Regions from separate parts of the Homo sapiens genome. Here regions 1 and 3 are each linked to region 2. A link is a contact called in ENCODE Hi-C or POLR2A ChIA-PET data. All regions are on one chromosome and are shown on one strand. The core of a region is the stretch at or near the end of the contact, and the rest is flanking DNA. Distances in the headings are between cores, read along the strand shown.

Region 1 (3,517 bases), core at 788-3,287, 1.1 Mb after region 2:
CGTAGCATCCACCACATGCCTTGTACTCTCTGTCATTTCATTCAGACCTCACTCAGCCCGGTGAGGTGGGCGCATTACTGGCCCCATTTTCTATAGTGGCTTGCTCGGGTGAGGTAACTGTTCAAATGCCCTTTATTCCCAGCAAGAATCCCCTGAAGGGAATGCATATAGGACCAATCCCACTCTTTGCTAAATTTCTGTATTGCAGAGTGTGCATCGGCATCATACATTCCCTCCCTCAGTCTCAGGAATCCCGACACAGATTGCAGAGTAAAGTCTAACAGTTTCAGGTCCACTAGACCCCTAAATGCAGAAATTGAATCTTGTTCATCTTTGTATCCCCCACAGTGACTGGCAGGAGTAGGGGCTCATTCAGTATTATAATATCTGGATGGTACTGAAAAAGTTACAGCAGCATTTCAGAGGGGAAAGTTCCCCTTCATCAATCTGCATAAGTAGCTCTGAAAAGAAATAAAGTGGCCCCACTGCAGAAGTAGTTCTGAAAAAAACACAAGAAACACCTCAAAAGCCACCGGTGCTTTAGTAAAGCACCTCCGCTTCTGCCATCTCCCCACAATGAGGAAGCTCCAGTACCCTGTCCACATTTCTAAATGGCACTCATCGGATTCTTAATGAGTTGCAGGCTTTCCCAACGGGACTGTGTGACAGAGCCACGCTCTTGCTCATCTGCGTAATCCCCACACTGAAGTGGAGTTGTTCATGAAAACTTACTAAATAATCAAATTTCATCCTCTCAAGCAGGATATGCAGTGGTACTTTGCTACAAATACATTTACCACTACGAATTTCTCACTTCAAGCGATCTCCTGCCCAGGTGTGTGCTCTCAGAAAATTACATCTCTTTCTGAATTACGCTGGCAAAGGTGGACCTGTTTTCCCAAAAGGACCGTCAGCACACCCAGCACAGACCACCTGGGGAGCTGAAGAAAACGACCTCCCTCCCTCCTCCCCGCTGGGATTCCCCGGGCTGAGAGCGTGAGTGAGAAGCGCAAGGCAGTTTCTATCATGGGATGACTCTCCGCTGGGAACTTCAGGGAAACCACAACCATCATTACTCAGGCCAGACAGCTGCCAGAAAAGCAGCCTAGCCTAAGAACTGAAGCTGAAATAGAGGTGGGAGGCTGTATTCCATTACTAAGCGCGGGAGCACTCACTCCCAAGTTTGTCCACATTTCAAGAATGTTAAAACCCTGTGGTAGAAATCCCTGATTATTTATAACTTAAACTACCGTGTAAAAGCAGAAACTTGACAAATGAAGACATAAAAAGAACTGGTGACAGGTAGGCTAGTACTAGAATACAAAGCATTCATCACACTCCTCTTTTGTGGGTCCTTCCAAACCTCCATCCCCATTCCCTACTGGAAAAAAAAAAAAAAAAAAACAACTTTTACTTCTATTACAGACGCAGCTGATTGAAAGGGAAAAGGGATTCTGCTCTGTGATGAGTTTTCAGTTTCTCTCACGTACACAAGCCTGTAACTTTGCATCAATACCGAGTGTGGTTTGAAATAGAGAAGGAAAACACAAAGACATGCAAGCGACACAACAGACACGAGATGCCTCCAAGCCAGCAGAAATCCAGGACACCGGGTTCAAGACAGTGTCCCCTACTCGCGCCTTAATCTCCAGCCCAAGTGACTTCAGAGTAAAGGTTCCAGGAGCCCCGGAGGCCACGAGTCATCAGCCCGGACGGTGAAACCTACCCCTCCCCTGCGTCCCACGTCCGGATGGGAGAATCCCAGCTTCCTACGGCGCATCGGGGAACAACTTCAGAGCAGCACGCGAGCAGAGCCCCCAGCGCTCCCACGCTCACGCTCACGACCCTCCTCCCAACCGCGCGGCACAAGGAGGCACTTACGCGGAGCCAACCTGACAGCTCCCGCCGGGGTGGAAACCCGCGGTCTCCTCGCACCGGCATTTCGGACACAGGTCCCGCGTAGGCGCGCAGCTCCGGACCCCGCTTCTGCTTCTGCTCCTGCTCCTACTCCTCCTGGGCACCACCGGACAGTGCTCTGACCCGCAGCCCAACCGCCGGGGTGCCGACCCGCGGGGACCCACCCCTTTGTCCCTCCTCCCGCGGCGGCGGCGGCGTCAGCCCGCCCCCGACCCGAGCGTGGCGCCTCCGCGCTGGCCGCCCGGCCCGGGAAACTGTCAAATTGGCCGCTACCACCCACGCGCCTGCCGGGGAAGGGCTCGCCGGCGCCGCGCCTTCGAGGCTCCTGCGGCGAACCGCGTCACGCGCGACTCCTGGCCGGGGGCGGGAGGCGGCGGCGGCGGCAGGAGAAGCCCAAGGCCCGAGCGGCCCGCAGCCCCCACGCCTGCACCCCTCCACCCCCGCCAGCCCGATGGTTCGCTCCGCGGCGTGCACTGGAGCAAGCAGGTCCCGCTCCGAGCGCGCGCGCTCTGGGAAGTGCTGCAAGTTTGGAGACCTGGAGTGAGCTCCGGGCGCTGCTGGCCCGACTGTCCGCGGTGTTTCCCCGGTGAGGTCGCGGGGGCATCCTGTAGGAAGACTTTTTGGCGAGGTTCGCAGGGCCTCACACAGGCAGCTTCAGTTCTCCTACGAAGAGTCGAACTGGGAAAACCTCAAAGTTTTAGGTCCTGTCTAGAGGCCTGCCCGGCTAACCAACACATACACGGCCTTGTACCCCACATTTCTCAGCCCAACAACTGCCTACCCGAATTCCGAGGGTTATAAGATGTTCGTATTAAATATTAAAACAGGACTTTTCAGGACAATATATTCCAGGTTATCTCTTTGGCACATTTCCAACAACTCCAATAAAGAGATTGAAACTCCTCTCCCATCATCAGCTTATAAAAGGTTGCCAGTAGGTCACAAGTGCTTATCTGACAGGATTCATCTAATGCAATTCAGTGTGCTTATTCCTTTCGAAGTCCTCCATGTGCAAAGAATTGTGCAGTGACGTTAAGTGTCTTTATTTTAAGAGCATATAAATTAATTTGGAGAATCCAAACAGGTACCGATTAAAAATATAACCTTGGGTTTGAAATCTTAAAAAACCATCTTGTAAGAGAATAGTTTTGCCTGCCCTGCTCTTCCCTTAATTGGAAAGCAAAACTCGTCCTAGGCTCACAAGTAGAAGGTAAAAGGTGTGGTCTGTCCCAGAGGAGATGCAGATGCTGGGCTCTCTCCCTGAAAAGTTGCTTCACTTCCTGCCTGATCAAAACAAGTCTAGAAGTTTCGTGGAAAAACAAGTCCAGTAGATGCCTCTCCAGAAGTGTTATGCTTCTGGACTCCTTTGGAGTAACTAAGTCCACGCCTCTGGATAAAAAGCACTGTGAGTAACGTTTCCCACTTTGCCTCGAGTCTCCGGACTTAGACATTTTGGTTGTATTCCTGATGTAAGGCATTGCTCTCCTGATCTAAGCACCTATTTATAAAATGTTTCCCAAATCTGGCCAGGCACGGTGGCTCATGCCTGTAATCCCAGCACTTTGGGAAGGCAAGGCAGGAGAATCACTTGAGCCCACGA
Region 2 (3,431 bases), core at 814-3,313:
ACCCCATCTCTACAAAAAAATTTTAAAACATTAGCCAGGTATGGTACGCGCCTATAGTCCGAGCTACTTGAAAGGCTGAGGTAGGAGGATCACTTGAGAAGGGGAGGTCCAGGCTTCACGGAGCCCTGATCATGCCACTGAGCTCCAGCGTGGGCAACAGAGCAAGACCAAAGACTTTCATATCTTCTTTACAAAGCCCTTTCTCATACTCGTAGACAAAACTAACCACTTCATCCTTTGTGAAGGATCCTGATATATGTTGTTATGGTATCTAACTCATTTGATTACATTTATCTTTCCTGATCTGGATTCAAATAGCAATGCAACTATGTAACAGCTGCGTAAAACTGGGCAAAATAACCTACTGAGCTTCTTTCAGCAATGGAAATTATCAAGATAGAGTTGTTATGAAGAAAGAATGAGTGCACTATGTACCTGGCACACAATAGGTGCTTGAAAAAAAAAGGTAGTATTGTTATTACAATTCTGTTATCCTTATGCCACTATGTGCAAGCTTTAAAAAGACTTCCGGCCGGACATGGTGGCTCACGCCTGTAATCCCAGCACTACGGGAGGCCGAGGCGGGCAGATCACCTGAGGTCAAAAGTTCCAGATCAGCCTGGTCAACACGGTGAAACCGCGAGTCTACTAAAATACAAAAAAAAATAGCTGGGCGTGGTGGCGGCTGGCTGTAATCCCAGCTACGCGGGAGGCTGAGGCAGGAGAATTGATTGAAACTGGGAGGCGGAGGTTGCAGTGAGCCGAGATTGCGCCACTACCTTCCAGCCCGGACGACAGTATGACACTCCGTCTCAAAAACAAAAACTAGCCGGGCGTGGTGGCGCGCGCCTGTAGTCCCAGCTACTCGGGAGGCTGACCCAGAAGAATCGCTTGAAACCGAGAGGCGGAAGTTGCAGTGGGCCGAGATCGCGGCACAGCACTCCATCCAGCGTGGGCTACAGGAGCGCAACTCCGTCTCAAAAAAAAAGAGGAAAAAAAAAAAAAAAAAGACCTGGAACAAATGAACTGGAAGGTGCTAGGCAAATACATGATATATTTAAAACTTACTAAATTCTAAAGCGGTAACTAGTTGTCTGAAGGGGAGAGGGAGGAACCAGGGAAGAAAACTGGGTTTAGTGGGGTCAAGGGTTTGTAGGGAGGTCCAACAATTGCCAGTAAGTGTTTAATTTTTTTGTACCTGTAACCTCCATTCCCGAACAACCTTTACCGTCTTATCTACTCCTCTCTGGCAAATGCCTACCCTAAGAATCCGCCACAGCATCACTATCACGCCGAATTAACTGTTGCCTCCTCTTAAGTTCCCGGGGACAATACTTCTGTGAATTCCAGACCAGGGCCGCTATGGATCGCGACTCCCAGCGGGCAGAGACCTACTCCCTCCTACAACCACTACCTGCTACATGACACCTTTGGAAAACCTTGGCTGACTAAATTTAAAAACCACATCACCCAAGGCACACATCTCCTACATCATACACGTCAATCTCCACAGCCTACGTAGGAAAATCCTCAAGGGAACCCCGGCACGAATTCAAGGCCAGACCCACAAGCCAGGTACACACCCACACGCCCACGCCCGCGCGCTGCCGGAGCCCCGGGGCCTGCTGGCCAGCACACCTCCACACCCGCGGCGCGGCCTCCGGGCAACTTACAGGAAGTTCTCCATCGAGATGCGGACGATAGAGCCTTCCACGAAAGGCCCGGACGACTGCAACAGCGGCAGCTGCGGGGCCGAATTCTTCCTCTTGCTCGGGACCTCCGACGAAGGGTCTCTCGGGAGAGCTCTCTTGGAAGGCTGGGGGCTTGGAGTTGACGTCTTCTTGCTCGGAGTCGCCATCCTGGCTTCCTCAGCGTCCCACAGCGACTTCCGTTCCCACCGTCCGGCAGCCCAGGCGCCCAAGCGCCCATCCACCCAGGCGCCCCGCTCCCGCGCGAACTGCCGCGAACTGTTACCGCGCGCTCGCTCCCGCGATCTCGCGCCGCGCCTGCGCAGTTCAGGTCCGGCGACGTCAGCAGGCCCGCCCCGCCCCTCCCGCGCTCCGCCGCGCTGTGCGAGGCCCAGACTGAGGGCGAAACAGCAGGCAGGACTGGGTGGAGACGTTCGGGGACGTGGCAACTGGAGTTTCTTCTCCGTATATTTCGGCATTCAGTTCCTTTTTTTTTTTGTTTTAACTCAGGAAAAAATCTCAATTGCGTTTAGTATTTTGAAAGCCACTTTATTGCTTCCCGAGCCTCAGTCATGTGTGGTGGGAGGCTGCTGTGGGTGGCACCTGGGGCGTCCACGGCCGCCAAGGCGGGAGGACGTCAGGCCCTGCTTGCTCCCACCCCTTCCAGGTGAGAGCTCCCGGGCACGCCCGTCGTTGGCTCTTCGTCCTCTTGGTGTTCTTCCCTGTTGCTTCAAATCAGGTTCCTGTCTCAAAAATCCGAAAAAGAAATCCTCCCAAATGACTCTGTGCCCGACGCTCCGTTAAGGCATCGTGCTAGGCGTTCTCAAACTCGTGAAATGACTACACTGCACAGGTTAACCTCATTGCTACTCTTCCCCTTGCCTCCTAATTCTCTGGTTAAACTTCCGCCCCCGAGGTTTCTAGAAATCCCTGAGCTGGAATGCGCTGCCTTCATTAAGAGGGTGTTCTGCTTCCGTCTGCTCACATTCATCTAGTAAGCCCTCTCGTTAAAGAGGAGGCAGCACACCGAGGCCTGTCTAGAACTTCTTTCATTTAACCAACAGTGAATATCTAATCTACAAGAAACTGGAGCCGTGGCAGTTTAGGAGCCTGCCAAGGTTGCATCCCTGGGAGCTTATTTTCTATTGTGGGAGACAGGAAAAGAACAAGTGAATCAACTGTGAAATTAAATAATTCAAACTTAAAGCTGTTGGAACTTTAAATTATTCTGAGCCTTGCGAAGAATGTGGCGATGGGGCCTGAGTCCCATGGCATACAGCTGCAATGTCTGCCTTGTTTTTTCCTATAATCAGGAAGACCAAACAGAGACAGAGGTAAGACCCCCTCAGATCACTACCCCCTTCATAAATTAATATAGTTATCTTCCTTGGAATGTAGCTATCTATAACTAATCTAATCGCTGTAATTTATGCACTGCTCTTGTATTGAAAATGTACTCCTGCTGAACCTTCTCTGTTTCTGCCTGTGTAAATGAAACCTTAACTTCACTTTGGAACATTGACCCTATTTGTTTGGAGTTGGTGTTTCCAGGTGGCTGTCCTCAAGCTTTGCGTTAGAATAAACTCTATACTTAATGATATTTTCTGAATTTCACTACTTAAGGCTGACACAACAAATGATTAGCATAATGTCAGACTGTGACAGGTGTTAGGAAGAAAACAAAATGAACCTGATGGGTGGGAGGTACGGAAGGCCTCTTAGAGAGGTGGTGGTGTTTAAGAT
Region 3 (3,478 bases), core at 270-2,769, 1.5 Mb before region 2:
TTTCTAAGTGCCCCAGGGGATTCTTATCATCAGCCAAGATTTGGAAACAGTAATTTCTTATACAAAGTCCTGAACTAATACCCTTGAAATAGGGGATTCCCCTTCACTGCCGGGTGTGTCGCGGTTACAGGACTGAGTTTGTTGAGGGAGGAGGAATGAACAACCCTGAAAACTAAACTATCCTACCTTGTATATTATTCACTGAAAGAGTTTCCTGGAGGGAAAACTTCCAATTCCAATTAAATCGAGGATGACGACGGCCCGGATTTGGCAGTCCTGCAGCTGTCACTAGCTCGGGACCTCGTGCGTCTGAGTGATCCAGCCCGGGCCGCGCCCTCACCCAGAGCCAAGGCTGTGAGAGCAGCTCCAGCGAGGGGGCAGGGTGGCGGCGGCAGGGCTGCTTCAGGGCCGGTGCCGGTGTCCTCAGAGCGGCGTTTTGGCACTGGGGTGGGCCGGGGCGTGGCTTTCGGCGCCACCTCTGCAAGCGGCCGCCACTCCAGAGTGGCGCAGGTAGGGGGCGTGGGAAGACCTAAGTATATTTATTCCGGCCTGCGAGCGGGATGCTGGGGTTGCTCCAAGGGACCAGAAGAGCTGCCCTGTGTCCCAGAGCAGGCTGGTTCTTCTGACAGCGCTGAGAACCTGGCGCTCGCGCCTGGCCAGGTAGGGGCTGTGACTGGACGCTCAGAACATTTGTGGGAGTGTGGAAATCTCTTTACGGGTGATGGGGCTCAAAGTCTGACGCAGCCGAGGGTTGATGGGGTGCAGTCACGCTCAGCCAGGGGACTTTGGGGGCGCAGTGTCAGGCTCAGCCAGGGAGTGACAGGCGCAGTACCAGCCTTATCTGGGGGTGCTGGAGGCACAGGCTCCGGTTCGGCCAGGCGGGTGTGCGCGCCCAGGAAGGGTAGGAGCCTGCAGCCGCAGCGGGGGGCGCTGGCTGGGGCTCTGCCCCGCCGGCAGTGCGCTCGGGCGCTGTTCCAGCGCGCGGCAGCGAGTGGCGCTGAGCCTCCGCTTTCGCAGCTCGCGGGGAGCGGGGCCGGCGGGAGGGGCCGGGCGGGGCCACCGCCTCCTCTGATGGCAGGCTCCTCCTCTCCCTCCGCCTCCCTCGCTCTCCACCGCCCGCCCGCCCGCCCGCCCAATCCACAGTTCCCGGCCCAGCCGAGCCGGGCTGCTTGTCTGGCCGGCGGAGGCTGAGCGCGACCCTAGCAAGCCGCGGCGCCCGCCGACCAGGGACAAGAGCGACTCCTGGGACCCCACTCTGCCCCGCGCCGCCGCCTCCTCCCCTGTTGTCGCGGGGACGCTCAGGCCCGCGCCGCCCGGGCCACGATTCTCCTCCTCTTTCTCCCGGAGGGGAAGGAACGGAGAAAGCCGAGCGGCGGCTCCGGGAGAGAGCGAGCCGAGGCCCCTGCCCCCGAGGCTCGGGGCAGGAGGAGGAGGAGGAGGAGGAGGCGGAGGCGGAGGGAAGTGCGCGTCACTCTCGGGAGGAGAGTATTTCACCTCCAGGCAGAGGCTGCGGCTGCCAGTTGAGTACGAGCGGCAGCTGCGGGCGCCGGCAATCGAGTGGCTTCCTGGCCATGGAGAGGAGATCTGGACCCGAGGACGCCAGGGACTCCTCTCCGTCTCCCTGGACCGCTGTGTAGGCACCTGAGTTAACGGACGCTAAGCGGGGTAGGGGAAGGTAAGAAGCGACTCGGTCACCCGCCCCCCCACCCCGCTCCACCTCGTTTGCTGCCCTCGGGGGCCACTGCGGGGACGCAGACCCGGGTCTCGCCCACCTTTTCTGCTCCCGGCGGCCTGGCCGGCTCCGGCGTTGGGCATTTCTGCCGAAAAGGAAAACGTCCTCCCGCCCTTCCCCCGTGCGCCTCCTTTCCCGGTTTCATCTCTGGATTGGGACTGACCCGACTCCCCAGGAGTCAGTCCTCTCTTCTTAAGAAAGGGTCCTCGGGAACGGTGTCTTGATTTCTTTCTCTCCACTCTCTCTTTTCATTACGTTTACGGGGAAGGGAACAATGGACCTTTCAAAGTCGGTGCGAACAGCCTTAAACTTTCTGGAGAGGGATGGGGTGAGGGGATAAACCCCACAGTAAGCCGATTACAGTGAAAGGTTGATGGAATGTGCTTTGCAGTCCGGGCTTCAGTGCGCGCGCGCTTGTGCGTTTGGGGTCATCTTTGTCTCCTTACAATTCCCCTGGGTTGGTGGGTCCTCCGCCCTCCGCCCCCTGCCTCTCTGTTAGCTGAGGTAAGGTGAGGCTTTAAAATCGTGTACAGCTTCCTTTAAATCTGGGGAATAGCCTTAGCCCTGGACCCTATTCCCAGCTTTTCTCTGCAGAGTTGGGAGATCCTGGTAAAGGAGGGGGGCCCTCTCTGTGAGGACCCAGAGTGCTGCTGTTAATAGCACTAGTGGCTACACCCTTAGCGATAAAACCAAGGTCCTGAATTCCCTGGATGCTCTCTGCTGAGGGTTGATGAGTGTCACCAGACTTCGACCTGGAGCGGAAACAGCTCACTTGAATTCTCCGCAGGTTAGGAAAACAGACTTTGATATATATCTCCTTTTATCAGCAGTTGGGATTAAGGATAGACTGCCTAATAATTTTTAAAACTTTCATTGTGCACATGAGCTACTCACTGCCTTGAGTTCACTCCCCTTGATTCAGTGTGACAGAGTGATGCGCTGCTGCACAGTTGCATGTATTGAGATGTGCTGCTCTTCCCGGTAAAAAGTGAGAAGAATTTAGAGAGAGGGGAAAGGGTAGAGGCTTCACCTGAGCTGAGGGAGGCCTGACTCCCCAGAGCAGCCAGGCAAATCTGTTGGAAATGGCTCAGTGTTAAAAAAACACCTTTAAAATGGTTAGCCTTATCTTTCTTTGGTTGGCTAGAATGGAGCTACTAATGCTTATTTGACCCTTGAAGGACGCTTGTTCTTTTCAGAATTGGTCTGGGTATCATACTGTGGTTGTGGGTCTGATTACCTATACAAAGGGTTCTTTTTAGTTTGCATTTCTGGGCAAAGCAGAAGAATGTGTAGTAGGCATGTCCTCTGCTTAGTAAACATTGGGTAGCACTTTAGAGTGCTTTTCTCTTCACACCGAAATGACTTCCCCCAGCTTCTGTGTACCTGCATTAGAGGATCAGTTTGGGCGGAACTGGAAATCTGTCTTCTGGCTTTCTGTTCAGTCCTCCTGACGCTGTTTTTTTCTGATGTATGTGTGCTTAAAGGCTCAGAAAACTAAGATTAGAAGCGAATTCTGAGTCATCACCTGTTCTTATTAACCTGTGAATGAGATAGTGAGCTGAGGACTCTCCTGTGTGTGGACAGGGAAATAGAATCTGTAAATTCTTACATGGTGTTTATCTGGATATTCTGTGTCACAGTTAATTATTTGAGTAGTCTCCTTCCTTGATCTAGTCTGTAACCAGTGACTTTTCAGAAATGTCAGATTCATAACAGGAAACCAGAATGGGGCAACACTTCAGTCAT

What was found. Hi-C counts contacts between places; a loop is a spot of excess contacts on that map. ChIA-PET counts read pairs that join two places held with the same protein, here RNA polymerase II (POLR2A). Pooled maps may share reads with other maps.
Region 1: a loop to region 2 is called in a map of naive thymus-derived CD4-positive, alpha-beta T cell, with 7 times the contacts of the local background. The contact joins the promoter of TJP2 here to the promoter of SMC5-DT in region 2. A Hi-C loop is called at or near these places in 1 of 168 maps with a recorded cell type or tissue (naive thymus-derived CD4-positive, alpha-beta T cell), 4 of 37 single-sample maps with no recorded cell type and 12 of 50 pooled maps. POLR2A ChIA-PET finds 5 or more read pairs at or near these places in 1 of 52 experiments (GM12878).
Region 3: a loop to region 2 is called in a pooled map, with 31 times the contacts of the local background. The contact joins the promoter of CEMIP2 here to the promoter of SMC5-DT in region 2. A Hi-C loop is called at or near these places in 2 of 37 single-sample maps with no recorded cell type and 15 of 50 pooled maps. POLR2A ChIA-PET finds 5 or more read pairs at or near these places in 2 of 52 experiments (CD8-positive, alpha-beta memory T cell and HEK293).

The regions. Positions count from the first base shown.
Region 1 is chr9:69,172,797-69,176,313 of GRCh38, reverse strand. It overlaps TJP2 (tight junction protein 2), which reads right to left and starts at 2,037. Exons shown (of 23, transcript NM_004817.4): 1 at 1,882-2,037. The coding sequence starts at 1,941. RefSeq lists an enhancer at 939-1,128 and a silencer at 2,019-2,448.
Region 2 is chr9:70,257,506-70,260,936 of GRCh38, reverse strand. It overlaps SMC5-DT (SMC5 divergent transcript), which reads left to right and starts at 2,063. Exons shown (of 4, transcript NR_039990.1): 1 at 2,063-2,541; 2 at 3,002-3,022. SMC5 (structural maintenance of chromosomes 5) reads right to left here and starts at 1,959. Exons shown (of 25, transcript NM_015110.4): 1 at 1,674-1,959. The coding sequence starts at 1,858. RefSeq lists enhancers at 1,673-1,872, 2,203-2,392 and a silencer at 1,913-2,132.
Region 3 is chr9:71,766,554-71,770,031 of GRCh38, reverse strand. It overlaps CEMIP2 (cell migration inducing hyaluronidase 2), which reads left to right and starts at 1,519. Exons shown (of 24, transcript NM_013390.3): 1 at 1,519-1,675. RefSeq lists enhancers at 498-1,179, 1,180-1,861 and a silencer at 755-1,424.